Linked DNA regions of Mus musculus: region 2 is linked to region 1. A link is a contact called in ENCODE POLR2A ChIA-PET data. All regions are on one chromosome and are shown on one strand. The core of a region is the stretch at or near the end of the contact, and the rest is flanking DNA. Distances in the headings are between cores, read along the strand shown. Region 1 holds the start of Klf1 (Kruppel-like factor 1 (erythroid)). Region 2 holds the start of Trir (telomerase RNA component interacting RNase).

Region 1 (6,342 bases), core at 3,179-5,678:
GAAGACAGAAACTCTGACTGTTCATGTGAATGAAACATGAGTCCCTGCCTCCCTCTTCCCTCCCTTCTATCCTGGGGAATCAAACTTAGCACCTAGCACAGGATAAGCAGGCACTCTACCTCTGAACTACAAACCCAGCTCAGTCTTACAGGGTTTAAAATATTGTTTTAAAGATTTATTTATAGCCAGGTATGGTGGCAGAGGCAGGCAGATTTTTGTGAGTTCAAGGCCAGCCTGGTTTACAAAGAGTTCCAGGACAGCCTGGATTGTTAATCAAAGAAACCCTCTGTGGATGCCTGGAATCCTCTGCAAAGCCTCCAGCCCTGCCCCCTCCAGGGTTTCTCCCTGTAGCCCTGGCTGTCTTGGATCTCGCTCTTTAGACCAGGCTGATCTTTAACTCAGAGATCTGCCTGTATCTGCCTCCTGAGTGCTGGGATTTAAGGCTTTTTCCAGCCTGCCAGGCTTGTCTCCAACCCTTTTGATGGCTTTTATTTGTTTGTTTTGTTTTGAGACAGGTTTCTCTGTTCCGCCCTGGCTGTCCAGGAACTCACTTTGTAGACCAGGTTGGCCACTTGCAGAACTGCCAGCCTCTGCTTCCAGAGAGCTGGGATTCCAGGCCTGTGCCACCACACCTGGCTCTCTTGATGGTTTCTTGTCTACATAGTTCAGTGTAAGCTTGTATTCTCTGTTAGTTACTGTGTATCTAGGCAGTACTCAGCAAGGTGGTTTTCTATTTGGGTGTGGCTATTCTCTTTGGAAACTTTTGTTTTAATTTTTCTGTAATTGTAGTTGTTTGGTTTTATTATTATCTTTATTTATTTATTTATTTATTTATTTATTTATTTATTTATTTATTTATTTGTGAGAGGCTAGCTAAAGCCTTTCTTATTAATGCCAAAAGAACTGAAGCAGGAAATCACGGTGGTTACACAGCCCAGCACCTAAGCCCAATTTACAGGACAAGGCTCATTTTTATTATTAGAGCTCCTTTGGTAACAGAGAAGGCTGCTCACAGCCAGCATGCTCAAGGTTGTATAAAGCACAACAATGTTATTTGTCTTCAGAAAAACATCTGAGGTGTGGGAACATCATTTACCCTGACTATGCTCTAGAGATGGAGGAAGGTCTCAGGCACTCCTGGGTCCCTTCCACTAGGAGTTGAAACATACATTATGTTGTAACACAAATCCTTCTTGAGAAACATCAACACCAGATGTTCCTAGGCCCCTTCTCAAATTCACTTTATCTTCACATAATTCACCTTAATTCAAACCCCAACATCAAACCAGAGCTGGTGCATGCTAAGCACATGCTCTGCCCCAGAGTGCATGCTAAGCACATGCTCTGAGCTACACCCTTTACGACGATCTCACGAGATCCTGCTCTAATGGGGTGCTGGTGGTTGTCTAGGGGATCTTGAGGTCTTTTCCTGGCAGATGAAAGATTGAAAGTCCGTGAAAGAAAGAAAATTGAGCTGCAGAGAAAGCAAACGTAACTTTATCACTTGGGTAGGAGAGACGCTAGGTCTGGGTGGCTAAATAGACTGGCTTAGGTAGTTTATCGTCTCTTTGGGTTCTCCCCTTTCTCTTACTGGTCCTGTTTAGAGCACACACTCTCTCACCCTTAACAGTAAAACAAAACCTTCTGACTCTCCCCTTATACAACAGGGACTGCATCATCACCCTGGGCTTTCTGACACTATGTATAGTTCTCCACTTGGTCACCTCCCTTATCCTGCAGCCCTTGGCCTCTTCAACCCCTAATTCCTGTGAATCTGACTATGCCCTGTGCAGGTGGGGCTATATAAGAAAACTTTCCTATCAAAGGTTCTGTGGAGGTTTAAGGATGGTCCTAATAGGGGACTGGAGAGAAGTGGGAAAGAGCACCCTGTTTGCTCTTCCAGAGGTCCTGAGTTCAATTACAAGCAACCACATGGTGGCTCACAACCATCTGTAATGGGACCCAACGCCCTCTTCTGCTGTGTCTGAAGACAGTGACAGTGTACTCATATACATAAATAAAATAATAAAATAATTAAATAAAAAGAATAGTCCCCGTAGCTGGATGGTGGTGGCATACACCTTTAATCCGAGCATTCTAGAAGCAGAGGGAGTTCGAGGTCAGCCTGGTCTGCTAAACAAGTTCCAGGCTACACAGAGACTTTGTCTTGAAAAAACAAAAACAATAAATCCCAGAATGGCCCCCAAAGGCTCATATATTGAATGCCTAATTACCAGAGAGTGGCACTTTTTGAAAGGGTTGTAAGAATTGGGAAGTGTGTCGCTGGAGGTTGGCTTTGAGGTTCAAAGTCTCTCTCTCTCTCTCAGGATGTTTCTCTCAGTTATTGGACCAGCTCCTGCCTTCATGCCACCATGCTCCCCACTATGATAATGGACTACACCTATGAAAATGTGAGCAAGCCCCAGTAAAATGTCTTCTTTGGTTGTGGCTCATAATCATCTGTAATGGGATATGATGGACTCTTCTGGTGTGTCTGGGGACAGCAACAGTGTACTCATACAATCAATCAATCAATCAATCAATAAATAAATGCAGATTCAGTGGGCAATGTAGCACCACAGTGTCCTGTGACAAACACTTCTACTGAGTTTCAGAATGTTTCTGTCCTCCCAAATGAGACTTTGTCTCCTAGCAGTCTCCTGCCCCAGCCTCTGGGAAGCACTGCTCGTCCTGACCTGTTCTGGCAATTATATAGACAAAATAATGAGGCATGTAACCTTCCATGGTTGCCTGCCCTCCTCCATTAGCCTGTTGTCCTCCGGTTACTCGTCTTAGCACACTGATTGTTGGGGCGTGTGTCTAGTGTGTGCTTGAGCATGCGTGCAGCCCAGCGGTCAGGGTTGATGGTCTCTTCCTTCGTTTTCTTTACCTTATTTCCTATGCTGGGCCTGACACTGGACCTGATCGGCTAGGCTGACTATCCAGTGAGCACCAGGTATCTTCCCGTTTCCATCTGTCTAGCACTAGTCTTAGACATGCACAGTGACACTTGGCTTTTGTGTCAGTGCCAGGGATCTGAACCTAGGTCTTTATGCTTTTCTTTTAAAGTTAATACGGTGCAAGCACTCCATGAAGCTAAGTCCCCAGCACTGTTTTACCCTTGTTGTCGTCTTTCGAGACAAAGACTATGTAGCCCTGGTTGTCCTGGAACTTATTATGTAGACCAAACAGACCTTTCAAATTCATAGAGATCCACCAGCCTCTGCTTTCCAAGTGCTGGGATTAAAGGCATCACTACCATGCCTGACTAGGTACCATTTTCTATAATGGATCTGATGTCCCCTATGGACACCGAGCAATGATGGTGTATGTGTGATATTATTGTACCCGTGACACCCCATTTCCCTACCCTGACTCATAGGGCACCAGAATAGAAGTATGGGAATAGCAGGCCATCTATCATGGGGTCCCGCACACAATGAGCCGTTAGGCAGAGTCAGGGCTGAGCTCTTCTGAACGGCATACTAGCTGCAGCTCCATCTATGGGTCCTAGCCCACCACACTGTAAACTTCCTAGCCATCCCCTTCAGCTCCATGCAGTAGCCAGTGAGGGTCCTCAGAGCCCCAGAGTGGGCTGATTTGAGGGGACTCCTTTTGCTAAACAGCTCAGACCTCAACACAACAGAGCAATTCAAAGCTAAAATAATTTGTGGCACCAACCCCCAGCTCTTCTGCTCAAGGAGGAACAGAGCTATGGTTGTTCTGGGCCCCCTACCTGATAGCGGCCTGAAACATCTGGTGTGTCTGATAATGCCTGAAAGGGAGCCGGTGCCAAGGCCCGCCACTAGCACCGTTGCTGCTGTTGTCTGGGAGAGTAAGGACTGCAGTGGTCTCCATGGGGGTCAAAGGGTCCCAAAGACCTTTCCCAAGAAATCTATCCTTCCTGGTCCACTCCTTGGAGAGAGACTTGAAACCAAACCAGAGGGGTCTTCTCAGTCCTGTGGGAGGTGGGGTGGGGGTGGGGAGCAGCGACCAGGACTTTTCTTTACCCAACCTGAATCCTAAAACTTTGAAGCCCCTATTCCTTGACATCTGATTGACTTTACATACAGGGTTGGTTTTCAGGGACCAGTTTGAAAACAGGCCAGGGTGAGGTCTATTCCTTGAAAGTGACACATCACAACTTTAATCCCAGCACTCAGGAGACAGAGGTAGGCAGATGTCTGTGAGTTCTAGGCCAGCCTGGTCTACATAAGCCAGTCCAGGACAGCCAGGGCTCAGTTACACAGAGAAACCCTGTTTCGAAAACCTTAAAAAAAAAAAAAAAGAAGCACACCACACACATATCGCACACACCCCTCCTTTGCCGTTTTGCTTTGCCTGGGTCTTATCAGGGAAGACAGCCAATCAGATGTGGGCAGACAGGAGCCCTCCAAGAAACTTTCCTAGCCTCATAGCCCATGAGGCAGAAGAGAGAGAGGAGGCCTGAGGTCCAGGGTGGACACCAGCCAGCCATGGCCTCAGCTGAGACTGTCTTACCCTCCATCAGTACACTCACCACCCTGGGACAGTTCCTGGACACCCAGGAGGACTTCCTCAAGGTGGGGCCAGTGTGAGTGTGTGGGAGGGGGCAGGTGGTCTTGCATAGGGCATAGTGCTTAGGGGTGGGGCGTCTATCTTACTTTAATATCCTCTGCTCTGTTTTTTGGGGGTGGAGGAGTGGGAGAGCCTCTGAGCCTTGTTTGGGGGAGATGTTCTAGGGGTCTGAGATCAAGGTGAGGCCTATTTCTCCAACAGGAAGCAGAATTCTAAGCTCTATATCTTAAGAGACTAGGCTCATAGAGACAAAGGTCCAGATAAAGGTGTCCTGGGATTTCCAGGCTTTGAGCTGTAATTTTCTGGGCTATGTGAAGACAGGGAAAGGCTAGGGAAAACGGAGTCGAAGCTGTCCCCTTTGACTCAGAACTCTGCAACCCCTTCTCCCATCCTGAATACTATTCTTGGTAAGTGTCTTAGCTGTCTCTAGCAAGACCTAATGGAGTTGTCTGGAGCTGAGAAAGGGGTTAGGGGAACCGTGTGGGTAAATGACAGGCACCAACGGTGTTTCCAGCCAGGGTTGTTTGAGGGCCAGGTACCCAGTGCCTACCATTCAAGCAGTACGCTCCCTCCCGCAGTGGTGGCGGTCTGAGGAGACGCAGGATTTGGGGCCGGGGCCCCCGAATCCCACGGGGCCGTCCCATCACGTGAGTCTGAAATCGGAGGACCCTTCCGGAGAGGACGATGAGAGGGACGTGACCTGTGCGTGGGACCCGGATCTTTTCCTTACAAACTTTCCAGGTTCCGAGTCTCCCGGCACTTCCCGGACCTGTGCCCTGGCGCCCAGCGTGGGGCCAGTGGCACAGTTCGAGCCGCCTGAGTCTCTGGGCGCCTATGCGGGTGGCCCAGGGTTGGTGACTGGGCCTTTGGGCTCCGAGGAGCACACAAGCTGGGCGCACCCGACTCCGAGACCCCCAGCCCCTGAACCCTTCGTGGCCCCTGCCCTGGCCCCGGGACTCGCTCCCAAGGCTCAGCCCTCGTACTCCGACTCGCGAGCGGGCTCCGTAGGGGGCTTCTTCCCGCGGGCGGGGCTTGCGGTGCCCGCAGCTCCAGGCGCCCCCTATGGGCTGCTGTCGGGATACCCCGCGCTGTACCCCGCGCCACAGTACCAAGGCCACTTCCAGCTCTTTCGCGGGCTCGCGGCGCCTTCTGCTGGTCCCACGGCGCCCCCTTCCTTCTTGAATTGTCTGGGACCTGGGACTGTGGCCACAGAACTCGGGGCCACTGCGATCGCCGGAGACGCAGGCTTGTCCCCGGGAACTGCGCCGCCCAAACGCAGCCGGCGAACTTTGGCACCTAAGAGGCAGGCGGCACATACGTGCGGGCACGAAGGCTGCGGGAAGAGCTACACCAAGAGCTCGCACCTCAAGGCGCACCTGCGCACGCACACGGGTAAGGGCGGGGCCAGACGGGCGGGGGCGGGGCGGGAGCCGCTAGTGAACGAAGGGAGGGGCCGGAGGGTAGTCAGAGGCGTGGCTAAAGGCGGCCCCAGTTCTAGGGGTCGTGAAGACCGCACCTGAGACACTGGGTCAAGTCTAGAAGGGGCGATTCCAGACCCAAATGGGCTAATACAAACACTCGGGAGGCAGAGGCAGGTGGATAGCAGTGACTTCGAGGCCATTTGGGCTATTATAGCGAGTTTCAGCAGCCTGAGCTACTTAGTGAGATCCTGGTTCATAAATAAATAGGTGTAACAGAGGACCTGGGGAACACTTTGGGGACTTCGGTGTTAGAAGTGGATGTGTAAGGCCTGGGTTAGAGATGGGAGAAGAAACTAGAGGGGTG
Region 2 (5,898 bases), core at 969-3,468, 120 kb after region 1:
GCTGTCCAGCAGGCAGAATGCTTTCCCTCCCTCCCTCTACTTGTTCAGGACAATGTACTTCACCTCTCAACGAACCGAGGCACCATAATCACGTGCCCTTTCCACTCCGTTTTACTTCTTCCCTCTCTGGCATCAAATAGAAGTCTGTTATACTAAGACAGCTTGCCTTAGTGTCGCTCCCTCTACTCTGAACTCCCTGGGGGAGGGTGGGGGGGGTACTGTCCGGCGGGCTGCGGGATTTACGTGTTCCTCTGCACATCCCACACGCTGAATTCACAAGACCCAAAGAGAGATGATCCAACCCAGGATGCTAGGCTTGCATTCAGGAGGTATCTTCAGCAGGCTGCAGTAATTTCCAGAGAGAAACAACCCCGTAGAGCCATGCTCAGTTCGCTTTGCCCCGCTCGGGAAGAGAAAGCCGGTCCCTGTCCTCCCTTTGGTCCAGTGGTACATCCCACCCGTCCTCTGGGCCCCGCTAGAGTCTCCTTACCTGCAGGTGGTCTTACCAACGCCACCCTTGCCCCCGACGAAGATCCACTTAAGGCTACGCTGCTCGATGATATTGCTAAGCGTGGGTTCCAGCGGCTCCACATCAGGTGCATCCTCGAACTCTTCTGCTTCAACCCCCCACCCGGCCACCCCCGCCGCCATCTTGGACCCGGCTCACGTGATTAATCGGGGCGCACCACGTGCTAAATACGTACAGGGGAAATGAGTCTGCCACAGCCCTGTACAGGCTGGAAGTCTGACTTATTTTACTCCTGCATTGACATTTGGAGATAATGAGCGCTATCTTTTCACCATTTTATGAGTCAAGGGCTCACCTTTGTGAACTTTTGTCTGTAGTTTTCTAAGGATTCCCCTGTCTCGCGGACATATTGGTATGACCCAGACTACTGCTCTTCACTGATTGGGCCCTGAGTCTTGCGGCACTCTTTTCATTGGATGAATCTTGTCTTACTTCCACTAGTCACGCTCAAGTCCCTGCAGGCGTCAACCTCTCCTTAGCAACCAGGCAAACATCCTGGCCAAGCTTTTTGCGTGAAGTTAGAGCAGAGGTAGCTCTTGATTCCATAGGCTCAGTTTCCTGATTATCATTTCCCCCTTACTTTCTGTGTTGGACCTCAACATCTCTTCCGGTCCTCCAGTTACCCAGTTGGTTGTGAGCCACATGGTTTCTGTCGCAAACCAATTACGAACGAACTGGTTATTTGGCTGAGGGTCGATTAAAAGACTCCATTTGCTGCAGAGTATGCAGACTTTCCCCCTGTGTTCCCGGAACTCCCATGTTGGGCAGGAATGATTCCTGCAACAAGTCGTCCTTGTAGAAAGAACTTTAATTTCTGAAACTCTTATTGCGCTTGGCACTCTGCTTTCTCTCTGGGTGTGCTCCAAGTTCAGCAAATGCAATTTTAATCGAGTCCCTGTCCTTGGGAAAGAATACAAGGGTCCTTAGTCCCTTCATGCAGTACGCAGCTCAAAACATTAAGTCTTAGGTTCTCAGCCTGGAAATACGTTCGGCTTCATTTTAGTGCTCCAGCCTCTTTAAATACTAATCTCAGGCAGTGTCTAGCTGCACGCAGCCAGCGGTTTTCTTTCTTTCTTTCTTTCTTTTTGGTTTTTCGAGACAGGGTTTCTTTGTGTAGCCCTGGCTGTCCTGGAACTCACTTTGTAGACCAGGCTGGCCTCGAACTCAGAAATCCGCCTGCCTCTGCCTCCTGAGTGCTGGGATTAAAGGCGTGCGCCACCACGCCCCGCTGCCAGCGGTATTTTTATTTCAAGCTAAGAGATTAACTTCAGAGACAGATGTCAAACCTGGAGATGCTTCCATTCTAATAGGAGGTATCAAGTTAGATATGCTTTGTAGACCTAGTTAGGGGCCACACAAGTTCCCAAGGGACAATTGAAAACACAGGCTCCAAACAAGATCCGTTCAGTTACAGAGTTCTGGTGGCTGCCTGGGATTGTTCTCTTAGCCCTTACAGGGGGCCTGGGTCCCAAACGATGGTCCCATTCTCGGGGAGCTTCTGGCTGCTTAGCTAACTCGTATCTAGCAGGATTAGGGAACCGAGGACCAGAAGGAAAGGGACCGGCTTCTGGGCTCCATCGCCTGGTGGCCAGGTCAGAACCCTTTGGCCCCACCTAAGCTCCGCCCACTCTGCGTTGGCTTCTGGGTTCCGACCTCTCTTCCCAGCATGCATTGCTCCAGACGAAGCCAGTCCCGCGCCAAGCGCGCGGTCTGAGAGCCTTTCCCGACGTCCTTTGCACGGCATCTGGCCACAAAATGGCTGCCCGAGGGAGACGGGCGGAGCCTCCGGGTCGGGAGGCGCCCGGCCCGGCGGGCAGCGGCAGGAGCCGATGGGCTGAGTCGGGACCGGGAACGTCACCCGAGAGTGGGGACGACGAGGTGTCGGGCTCGAGTCCGGTGTCCAGCGGTGTGAACTTGTTTGCCAACGATGGCAGCTTCCTGGAGCTGTTCAAGCGGAAGATGGAGGAGGAGCAGCGGCAGCGGCAGGAGGAGCCACCCCCGGGCCCGCAGCGACCCGATCCACCGGCCTCCGCCGCGGCGGGCCCAGGGAATCCGAAGAGGAAGGGCGGCCCAGGCCCCACGCTCAGCTTCGTAAGGAGCCGCGGGGGTGGGGGCGGGCGCCGGGGCCCGCGTTGGCTGGGGGAGTCGGGCCCGGGAAGGGGCGTCATGGTCCAAGGCAGTCCTCCGCCCGGCTGCCTGGACGGTCCCGGTCGCTTGCTGAGAATCTCGAGCCTGGATTCCGGACCAGAGGTGTTTCTGGGCGGGAATGGGAATCCTTAGATCTCATTCGTGGGACCTGAGAACCGGGAAATTGCATTGGAAGCAGCGCTCTGGGGTTAGGGGGCCCTAGATGCTAGGATTCCCGTTTGATTTGTACCCAGACTTTGAATAGTGAGGCCCACATATAATGTGGGGGAAAAAGAGGAGACACATTTAAATCCCGAGTCTGCTGTAATCGTTAGACTCGACTCGGACCACGGACCGTAGCCGGGCGTGGTGGTACACGCCTTGTATTACAAGCACTCCGGATGCAAGAAGAGGAGAATTCGAAAAAGTGAGACCTTGTCCCAACTAAACAAAACCAACCAACCAATAACAAAAAGCAAATCACCGACTTTGTGGCCTTAGCAAGATCAATCGATTCCTTTCTTTATTATTTAACTAATGTCCATTTATTTAGCACCTTATCTTGTGCTGAGTATTTATTGGTGGTGTCTTTGACAGAAAAGAACGTTGTTTGTTTGGAGTGTGGGTGGCCTATCCTGATTTTCTGTAGTTCTAATAATTGAGATTTTGATGTATTTCATGAAGTGGTCCTAGGAAAGTCAGAACAGACTCTTAAAGAACAAGACCAGTGGTTCTCTACTGGGAGCAAGTCTCTTCATCCTCATGTATTTGGTAAAGTCTGTAGACATTTTGGTTGTCAAACTCTTAAGAGGAGATGCTAGTGACATCTATAGGTAGATAGCAGGGATGCTCTTCTGTATCCTATAACGCAAGGGATAACAAAGAATGATCTAGCTGAAAATGTCAAGTGTCATGTTGAGGAGCCTCGGGTTAAATAAGTTGGACATATACTCTGTTAGTTTTGAGCTTGCTTTGTCTCTGATGTTGAGACCTTGTAGTGGGGAGGAAGAAATGTTGGTTTGAGAATAACAGACTGTGGGTCAAATCTTGGATCCAGTTCTGTGGTTTGGGGTAAGGCTTAAGTTTGTTTAGGTCTTAAAAGGGGGTGTGTGTGAGCCTCCAAAGTGGCACATACATGGAATCCTAGCACTGTGGTGCTTGAGGCAGGAGGATTGCAGAGTCTGAACAAAGGTTACATTGTTTCTAAAAACAACACAGTGTGTGTGTGTGTGTGTGTGTGTGTGTGTGTGTGTGTGTGTGTGTGTCCAGTAGTGTGTGCCTGTAGTATCAGCTACTCAGGAGCTGAGAAAGGATCTGACGTGAAAGGATCTGACGTCCAGAATGAGTTCAGAGCCAGCCTGAGCAACTTAGTGAGACCCCGTCTCAGAAACGAGATCTGGGGATTTAACTCAGCAGAAGATCGCTTTGAATGCATGGGATCCTAGATTCCACCTGCAGTATTGCACAAAAGCGATTGTGGGAATAGTCCAGCAGTCACTGCCTAGTTAAAGGGTAAGAACAGGATAATCTCTTGAAGGCCCCCAGTTAAAGGGAGAACATGGGGCCAGGGTGAAAACCCAGAGCCAGACTGTTCTTAGAGGAAGTGGAAAGTAACAGGGCCTGGGTTGATGTGACAGTCCAGGAATAGGAGCAACAGTGGTGTCACTGCCTCTTTGACTTATTCCTGAGTAGCCATTGTCATTATATTCCTAAAAACGCCAGGCCAGCTCAGGGTAGGAGAATGAGGGATGCTTTGTGGTTCAGGGTGCTCCCGCTGGCCTTGCACATCTGATCCTGAGTCTGTTGTTGGCAGCCTGTCCTATTTCTCCCAGAAACTTGTCTTTATTTCTAAAAGGAGATAGTTATTACCTTCAAATAGCATAACTGTGAATATGAGAGGAGATACCACGGTCACAGCGCTCTGTGTGGTCTGTAGGGCTCAATAGATAGTGAAGCTCAATAAAGGAAGCTGTGTGGTCCCTGACAGGACAGTGTGAGGCCTGGCAGAAAGAGTGAGGACAGAGCCAGTTCCCAGCAAGGTCAGCACTCCTCTGCCCCCCCTGGGAGGGTAGCCTGGGGCCCAGGACTGCCTGGGCATGGCAGCCCAGGGCAGGTGCTGAGTCGAGTGTGCTCCTCTCTGATTGCTGCGCAGGTCGGCCGGCTGGAGGAGCTGGGCGAGGCGTCGCTAGGAAGGTGTAGTGGGCCTCAGCACCGCCAAGGGCGGGCCCGGCTCCTGTAACCCTTGCAGTCTTCTGTCCCTTCACCCAGGTGGGCAAGCGCAGAGGCGGGAACAAACTAGCCCTCAAGACGGGAATAGTAGCCAAGAAGCAGAAGACGGAGGATGAGGTGAGTGGGCTGCCCAGGCTGCCACCCTAACTGCCTTTTCCTTGCAGACCCAGTGCCCAGTGGTCAGGCTTTGGATGGGTGGGCCTTGGAGGGTGGGAGGTTCCCCAGATAACCTGCTTCTGCTTATTCTTTCCTCAAATCCAGGGCCTTTAAGTGACACTGGGGATGGGTCAGCTGTCTCATGGTGTTCCTGACTTTTGTCCCCAGCTTGTTGGGCATCTGTCTTCCAACCATTCCTTCCCTCCTCCGACCCCACAGGTATTAACAAGTAAAGGTGACGCATGGGCCAAGTACATGGCAGAAGTGAAAAAGTACAAAGCCCACCAGTGCGGGGATGATGATAAAACTCGGCCCCTGGTGAAATGACTCCCTCCCGGGTGCTCACTACCTGGGACTCTCTGCGATGTACATAATATTTAATGCGGTTCCGGCAGCAGCCTTCTCTGGAGGACTGATACACAGAAGGAAACGAAGGCGCTTGCTGTGGCCGCAGACCGTTCTCCAGGACTCTTTTTTTACCTTGAGCACTTGCCTCCTCAGACTTTTAGACCAGTGGTTTACTGTGCCCTTTCTTCCCATCACCTTGCTCTCTCTGGCTCTGTCTCTTCTTGCTGTCTCTCTCCTTTTAGCAGTCACTTCTGAGAAGTAAAGAACCTGACTTAGTGCTGGAGTTTGTGCTTGGTTTATCTTCTTTGCGATCTCCAAGCTAAGCCTTTCCCCACTGGTGCATACCACATCTGCCCGAGCTGGGGTGGACCCATTGTGGAAAGGGAAGGGGAAGGTTCTGTAGGCAGGGGCACATGCTGCCTGTCTCAAGACATCCTTAGTAACTGTGACTATTGAAGTCTGGTCTTGTTTTTAGTTTTGTTTTGAGACAGGGACTTATGTACAGAGTT

The links. ChIA-PET counts read pairs that join two places held with the same protein, here RNA polymerase II (POLR2A).
Region 2: POLR2A ChIA-PET joins it to region 1 with 11 read pairs in embryonic stem cell. The contact joins the promoter of Trir here to the promoter of Klf1 in region 1. POLR2A ChIA-PET finds 5 or more read pairs at or near these places in 4 of 5 experiments (Patski and embryonic stem cell).

What each region holds. Positions count from the first base shown.
Region 1 is chr8:84,897,554-84,903,895 of GRCm38, forward strand. Klf1 (Kruppel-like factor 1 (erythroid)) reads left to right here and starts at 4,429. Exons shown (of 3, transcript NM_010635.3): 1 at 4,429-4,562; 2 at 5,136-5,949. The coding sequence starts at 4,476. Gm39213 (predicted gene, 39213) reads left to right here. Exons shown (of 3, transcript NR_168730.1): 3 at 2,328-2,598.
Region 2 is chr8:85,024,615-85,030,512 of GRCm38, forward strand. It overlaps Trir (telomerase RNA component interacting RNase), which reads left to right and starts at 2,219. Exons shown (of 3, transcript NM_026760.3): 1 at 2,219-2,620; 2 at 4,925-5,002; 3 at 5,261-5,677. The coding sequence starts at 2,285. The coding sequence ends at 5,368. It overlaps Get3 (guided entry of tail-anchored proteins factor 3, ATPase), which reads right to left and starts at 673. Exons shown (of 7, transcript NM_019652.2): 1 at 491-673. The coding sequence starts at 651.